Linked DNA regions of Homo sapiens: region 1 is linked to region 2. A link is a contact called in ENCODE Hi-C or POLR2A ChIA-PET data. All regions are on one chromosome and are shown on one strand. The core of a region is the stretch at or near the end of the contact, and the rest is flanking DNA. Distances in the headings are between cores, read along the strand shown.

Region 1 (3,639 bases), core at 481-2,980, 630 kb after region 2:
CTCCTAATTGCTGGCTCCGGCTCCTACACCCCAGTTCTTGGGCCCAGCTCACTCATCCCTGCCCCCAACCATCTCCTCCACGGAAACAAAGGCGATGCTGGGGTGCTGTGCTCACAGGGCCACCTCACAACCCTGGCACACCAAGGTAGATGCCAGGGTCCCAGAGCCCAACCACTTGGGGGAGTCCACGTGGAGGCCGGGGTGGATCTTTGGGGTCTGATTCCTGACCCTAACTCTCCAACCCCTGAGAAGGAAGCCTCTATTCCAAGGGAGGCTGGAGTAGGCTGCCTGGCAGGCCCTGCGCGGAGGCGGTCAGGGCTAGGGAAGAATCCGGACAGCTCCCCAGCCAGCCGCATCGCATCCCAAGGGGCTAGGGTGAATGTGGGCAGCTGCACTGCCTGGTCACTCACCAGGTGACCTGGGCTATAGCCTCACATGTGGCTGCAGAAACACAGCTTGTTTCCCTTGCTGGGCAGCGGAACTGCTCTGGGTTAGGTACACTGTGAACCTTCCCAGGCCTGCCCCTGGTAACTCTGAAACCCACATTGCAGAAGCCCATGGCATCCCGGCAACCAGGCAGACCCCCCGCCCCGCAGGCTGCCAGTCCTATGGGCTCTCTCCCTCATCTTTGGGAGGAAGGAGCCAGGAGCTGGGGCACTGGGGCCCATGGAGATGCTGAGAACACTGGGGGCAGTGCAAGCTTGGGCCTGAGCCACCCAAAGGCCTTGGCCCAGATTCCGCCACCCTGGAGTGTGTCCACACCTCTCACCTGAGGACAACTGGGAGCAGGGGGCCGGGCACAGCCCCTCCTCAACTGCCACCAAGGGGCACTCACCGTCCTCTTGACTGTGGAGGTTCTGCGGGCTCCGCATCCTCTCGTCCTGGCTGGGGCTCAGGCTGGAGGCCAGGTGCGGGTCAGCTGACATCCATGTGGAGTCGCTCATATCAAAATCCTCGCTGCTCACAGAAGTCTCATCCTGAGCAGGGACAAAGAAGGTGGGCATTCAGCAGGGACGGGCTCTCATCAGCCTGAGGCAGCCTTGTGGGTGGACCCCAGGGCCAGTGGGCGTTTGGGAGTGCCCTGAAGGCGGCAGGAGCCCTCAAACCTTGAAGTGAGGGCTGGGTGGTGCTCCCCCTTGCCCGGTGGAAGTGGCCCCGGCTCTGGTTCCTGTCGGAAGCCAAGGCTAAGGGCCGGCACTGTCTGTAATTGAAGACAATTATGAGGTCTCGCATCCTGCAGGGGCGGATGGCAGGGCCTGGCTCTTACCCTTGTGAGCCAAGGTTGAAACAAGCGCTGTAAACAAGGGCTGCCGCTCCCTGCTCTCAGCCCAGGGACCGGGGCTCACTCTGCACAGGACCCGGCGGCAAGAAGCGGGCAGCAGCACATGCCCGCCACCAGGCACTGAGGCTGAGCTGAGTGCCCCCAGCAGGCCTGGCGCCCTGACTCCCATGAAGCATGCATGGAATTCCTTTCTCCCACTCCCCCAGCCCAGAGGACGTTTCTGTCTTCCTCCTTCCTAACCTTTGCTGTGCTTCAAAGATACGCTCTTGGGCAGCTTCCAGGGCTGAAAGGGCCAGCCCCAGAAGTGCAGAGAAGGAAGGGGGCGGGGCAGGCCAGGGTTCGGACCAGACCGCAAAGGGGGTTCAGCTCAAGGGCCTGGGGGGCCGCCAGGGCGTTCCAAACAGCCGGATGGCCTGCTAGAGAGGACCACGCCTGCCTCCTCTCTCCTCGCTGCCGGCTTCGGGCCGGCCCTTGGCCAGTCATCCGGGAACCCCCGGGGCGGGGCCCCTTCAACCCAGCCCTCCAGGGGGAAGGGCCCCCACCTCCTCCAGGCCCAGCCTTTCAGGAGCAGCAAGCAACTGTGCCTGGGAGCTGGCTGTAAAACCAAGAAAGATGACCCAGCAGCTCCCACACCCGGAGTTCTGGCCTCCCCCCAGCAAGACACAATGGCCTCTGTGGGCCCCCAGTGAGGACCTCTGACAGAGCACCCCCCAAGCCTCCCCTCCGGGGCCCCCCTCACAGACACCTCTTTTATAGTGAGCAAACACACTTTGGTTGGAACTTTCTTAGACTGCTGTCCCTGAGGCAGACACATCTGCTCCAAGTGCTAGGGAACCAGTGTGGATTCGCCTCCACTCCCTCCCCCACCGGCTGGGCTGGTAGGGAGTTTCCTGGAATTTATAGCTTCTGTGCAGTGTGGACCCTCTGCTGAATCCAGAGGACAGGAGCTGGGCTGTGACGCCTGTAGTCCCCACGCGGCACACCCAGGGCCTCGGGGGATGGACAGAGCCCACGTGTCCTCTAGTGTCCTCTCCCCACACACAGGCACACGCACTCACTCTGCCTCCCTCCCACAGGCTGCCTGCTCCATAAACACAAGCACCTCCACCCACAGCCCTCCTTCGTGAAAACTCGCTCACACACCCGGAGGGACACACACACACACACACACACACACACACACACACACGTTCAAAAGGCTCTGCACAAAGGGTACAAAGGGACAACAAAACTCTCCCCTGTGCTAACTGGATGGAGGGAGACGAAGGGGAGGGGGAAGAGAGGCTGGCAGGTGGGGGAAGGTTCCTTGGAGCCTTGAGCAAGGCTGCAAGGTGCAGCCGGCTCCCCATCTTCCCAGCTGGTCGTGCCATGCGGGCTCCGGGAACCAGGAACGGGGCATCTTGCATGGGCCCCTTGCTACTTCCTGGATGCCCAGGGGGTGCCATGCTCTGGGTTTGACCTGAAGTCACAGCTGAAGGAGGAAGACTCTTGGGTATTGTTCAAATGCTCACGACTTAAAAGACAGAGTATTCTAGTAACAGTTGAAAGTGCCACCTACTCCAAACTCCCCATCCATCCATTCGACAGGTATTTACTGAGCACCTGCTATGGGCCAAGCTCCGCTCTAGGTGCTGGGAAACTCAGCTGTGGACCAGACACACTCCTGGCCTGCCTGGCACCCCTCGATCCACGAGGGAGATGGACAATGAGCAGAAAAACATTGATGACGGCTGCAAAGCACATGGAAGCAGGGCAAGAGGGCAGAGGGACCTGTTTGCCAGGGCAGCCCAGAAAAACCCCACGGGTCAGAAATGCTGGAGCAGAGGCCTGCGAGAAGTGAGGAGGGGAGCCCATGAGGTCTGTGTGGCTCCACGCAAGTTTCAGGCACAGGCAGCAGCAAGTGGGGCACAAGCTGCTGGGTTTGAGGAGAGGCAAGGAGGCTGCTGTGGGCAGGCATGGGCGGGCACACGGGGACAGAGGAGCCACACGAAAAGTTCCCCTCCCACAGTGCACGTAACCCTGGCAGGGCCGTACCTGCCATCTCTAGGTTGGAGAAAGGCTCTTGAACTCCACTCAATACGCACACTCTGGCCTCTCTCAGCCAAGTTCAAACCATAACAACAGAAGGCAAAGCTTCTCAGGGGCCCAGCGCTCCCCTGGACTTGTGGTATTTCACCCTCACTACAGGTCCACCAGGTAGGTACAGTTGACAGCCCCGCTCCACAGATGAGGAAACTGAGGCTCCAGGAGGTTAAGGTGCTCGCCCAAGGTCACGAGCTAACACGAGGCAGAGCCAGATCTGTGCAATCGCCAAGGACTGGACACGCCCTCCTAACTGAGTTGGCCCTCGCCTAGAA
Region 2 (3,887 bases), core at 52-2,551:
TCATCATCACATGGCTTTATTGGCCCTGAGAGCCACAGAGTAAATCCCAAGAGGCCCTGCTTCCCCTCACCCCCAAGTTTGTCCGGAGGCCCCAGGGGCCTGGCTGAGCACCGCTTCAATCCTGGCTTTCTGTGTGGTTGTCCTTGGCTCACCAGGGCTGGGTCCTTCGAGAGTTCTTCAGGTCCTAGAGCCAGGCTCAGCCCGGAGGGTGAGGGACCTGCAGGGACTGCCCGAGGTGAGGCTGCCTTTACTCAAAGAAGAACATTCCTGGCGTCCGGTATAGGCAGGGGGTCAGCCCCAATGGGTAGCCGGAGCCTCCCTGGACAGGGAAGCCACCTGCAACCCAGGGTTCCTTGTGGTCAGTTGGCAGGGGCAGTGGGGCCCGGAGTGAGCCTGGAGGGGTGGGTGGTGCAGGGGAGGGGGCTGCTGAGGCCAAGAGGTGCTCAAGGCCTGGGTCAGCCCCCATGCAAAAATTCAGTGCCTGCAGCCGACACTGGTAGCTGCTCCCGATGCCTGATTCCGGGGACAAGACGGGCGTAGGGGCCTTATTAAAACTCTCAGCCTCTGAGAAGCCGGCAGGAAAGCCAAACGCTGGGCATGAGGAAGATGAGGTGGCCACGGGGAGCTCCCCTGGGCATGCAGGCTTGGGCGTGGAAATCTCTTTGGGCTCCATGGGTGGCCGAGGCCTGCCATCAGTGGTTGCTGGGCACATACTGGCTGGCATGGCCCCCACCAGACCCCCAAAGCTTAGGCCCTTGGGATCTGGCAGCTCTGGTGGGAATGAGCACTGCCTGCCGGTCGTGGCGTTGGGGACTCCTGGGTCCTGGCTGGTCGCCCTGAGGGGTCCACGGCGTGCCTTGGCGGGGCCCCGGGTGCCCTCAGCACCTGTCTGCCGGGTGAAGCGGCGGCGGCGGCGTAGGAAGCTGCCGTGCTCAAACATGTCGTGGCAGTCAGGGTCCAGCGTCCAGTAGCTGCCCTTGCCTGGCTTGCGGTCATCGCGGGGCACCTTGACAAAGCACTCGTTGAGTGACAGGTTGTGGCGGATGCTGTTCTGCCAGCCGGGCCGGTTGTGGCGGTAGAAGGCGAATCGGCCCATGATGTAGCGGTAGATGCCACTGAGGGTGGCCCGCTGCCCCGGTGAGCTCTGGATGGCCATAGCAATAAGGGCGATGTAGCTGTAGGGAGGCTTGGTTGGCTCAGTTGTGGGGGCGCCAGGCCCGGGCAGAGGCTGCTGCTGCATGCTGGCCGGGCTGCCAGGCTGCTGGGACCTGCTGGGTCAGGCTCAGCTTCCAGGGCTGGCGTCCGGAATAGCCTGCCCAGGCTGGTTAAAAGGTCCACTGGCCCAGCCTCCCAGCCTGGAAAGGCAAAAAGGGGTGGGTCTGCTGAGCCATCCTCCCCTCCTCCCTCGCCCCACTCCCACAAGGCCCAAAAGAGGCGGGCAGGAGAGGCCAGTAGTGGGAAGCCGAGCAGCTGCCAGGGATGAGGAGTTGGGAAGGAAGGGACTGAGACCCTCAGCCCACGTGTGCTGGGTGGTGGTGGCTGGGGAGGGACAGGATGTGAAACTGAGCGGGACAGAGACAAAAACAAAATGAGACAGAGGCAGAAACATATGAAACAGAGACAGGGAAAAAAGAGATAGAGACAGAGAGAGGTAGAGACATCACAAGAGGGAGAAAGAGGGAGAGACAAAGATAAGACAGAGGCAGACACAACGGACAGAGACACCCAGAGCCTCTCAGACACTCACAGAGAGACACACAGACATACACGTACAGACACACAGAGACACACAGACATACACGTACAGACACACAGAGACACACAGACACAGACACACACACAGACACACACACACAGACATAAGCACACACACACATATACACAGAGACAGACACACACAGACACATAGGCATACACACAGACACACACACAAGCACATACACAGACACACAGAGACATACACACACAGAAACACAGAGACACAGACACAGACACACACACACACACACACACACACACACGTAGTATACGGAGAAAGTGAGAATCACTGAGCAGGCAGAAACAAGGAAATCCACAAAGCCAGAGAGAAAGGAGATACTGAGAGACACAGGTGCAAACACAAGGAGTGAAAGGAATGAATAGAGAGAGAGAGAGAGAGAGAGAGAGAGAGAGAGGAGAGAGAGGCAGGGCCTGAGCCCAGTCCCCCTAGAGTGAGAGAAGCCCCAGGGGCTTCTCTAATCCCTACCTCTACTCCTGCTTTTCCCTCTTCTCCCAGGCCTGTGGTCTACTGCCTTCTCCTGCGGTGCAGAGGCCTTGGGGCCACACCACTCCTACCCCATCCTCCTAGCTCTGGGGTGTCTGCAGGGAGGGGCACCTAGGATGGTAAGGAGAGCCCATGAAATTCAGTTCTGCTGCATCCCTGTCGCCCCCTAGTGACTGGTGTGGGAAGGACAGCTATCTGGGGAGAGACATTCTCCCTCCCAAGAGGCACCTCAAGACCTTGGCTGAGCCTCAGTTTCCCCATCTCTAACATGGAGCTGGTGACTCCTCAGCTGTCCAGGCCATGGTGGGGAGGCAACAGGTTCCCCTTACACAGAATGCAGCACCCTCATCAAGAGCCTAGTATGGAGTAGGGATATGAACATGGCTGCGGATTGTCACTCTGAACTGAGGCTACCCCAGCTGCAGCCTGGGGTCGGGAGGTCCAGAGAGTCAGGCCCAGAACAGTCAGGCCTTCTGGAGGAGGGGACGGCATCCTCTCTGCTCTCCCACTCCCAAGTCACTGCTCACCCACTCTGTACCAGGCCAGCTCACCTCCCCAACCCTACACTTACTTCTTCAACCAACCCTGCTCTGGAGGGCTTCATTGCTTCTTTTGAATAGATGAGGGCTCTGAGGCTCAGAGAAGGTAAGTAAATTCCCTGATGTCCCACATCTAGTGAGTGACAAAGCTGGATATGAGCCTAGGATTCTGTAATTCCTAAATACTGCCTCTTCAGTGAGGGGCAGGGGTAGCGGAGAGTCGCTGGGTCCCCACTAGAAAACAGAATGTGAACTCCAAGAGAGTAAAGAGCATGCTGTTTTGCTGTACCCCCAGAGTCACACACTGGACACTGGAACAGAGGCCTGGAACAGAGTAGGTGTTCAAGAAATGTCTGCTAAATGACTAAACAAACAGCAATTGATTGATTTCTGTCCTTTATCGAATCACAGTTTTCCCCCCATGAAGGTGGCTTATTAATGTATCATTAAAAGAGACTTACAATATTGGCATCTGTAAGAGGATTCCTATAAATAAAATCAGAACTCAGAAAAGAATAAAAGGCCTGATATGTGGGGTGGAAAACAGCTACTTTATTCCCATGGCAGGGTAACCAACTTTCTGGTTGTAGTCCCCCTTTCCAGTTCTCAGATTGCCTACAACGTACAGCTTGCAAAGACCAGTGGGGCTTGGAGAAGGGCTGGTCTTCCACGTTGACCTCTGCCTTAGGGCTGCATTTGGAGGTCCGCCTCAGTTTCTTCAAAGACAGCATCCTACAGGTGCTGGTACTTCAGTGGTTAGCATCCAAAGCCCAGGGTTCGGCCAAGTTCCCTGTTTTGGGATCCTTCCCAGCCCCCAGAATAAAGAAGAGAGACTAGCTGCAGGGAGGAGGAAGGTTCTGTAAATTCTAGGCCCCTGAGAGGCTAGGCAGTTTTGTTATGGCTTGATCCCACACTAAACAACCCTGATGATCTAATTATTGGTAAAAACTTTAAGCAAACGTTTTAATGGACTCAACAGCAGGTTAAGGCTGGCTCTGAGGAAAGCGCTATTGACAAATTGGGCTGTCAGCAAGAGATGAAGTCTTGCTTCTGCTCCAGTTGCTGCCTTTCTGGGGCCTCAAGAT

What was found. Hi-C counts contacts between places; a loop is a spot of excess contacts on that map. ChIA-PET counts read pairs that join two places held with the same protein, here RNA polymerase II (POLR2A). Pooled maps may share reads with other maps.
Region 1: a loop to region 2 is called in a map of chondrocyte, with 3 times the contacts of the local background. The contact joins the enhancer-like site here to the promoter of FOXS1 in region 2. A Hi-C loop is called at or near these places in 2 of 168 maps with a recorded cell type or tissue (PC-9 and chondrocyte), 1 of 37 single-sample maps with no recorded cell type and 3 of 50 pooled maps. POLR2A ChIA-PET finds 5 or more read pairs at or near these places in 2 of 52 experiments (Panc1 and T-cell).

What each region holds. Positions count from the first base shown.
Region 1 is chr20:32,473,766-32,477,404 of GRCh38, forward strand. It overlaps NOL4L (nucleolar protein 4 like), which reads right to left. Exons shown (of 11, transcript NM_001256798.2): 5 at 836-977. Among named protein-coding and RNA genes, the nearest start is that of NOL4L-AS1, 86 kb to the right of the region's middle. RefSeq lists enhancers at 775-1,546, 3,091-3,639 and a silencer at 1,730-1,919. Within about 2 kb of position 1,731, at least 33 of the 41 ENCODE cell types and tissues checked have a DNase peak (open chromatin) inside an H3K27ac peak, as active enhancers do; they include PC-9, where a contact is called at or near this core.
Region 2 is chr20:31,844,303-31,848,189 of GRCh38, forward strand. It overlaps FOXS1 (forkhead box S1), which reads right to left and starts at 1,302. Exons shown (of 1, transcript NM_004118.4): 1 at 1-1,302. The coding sequence starts at 1,240. The coding sequence ends at 248. It also overlaps a transcript of DUSP15 not described here. RefSeq lists an enhancer at 686-1,243.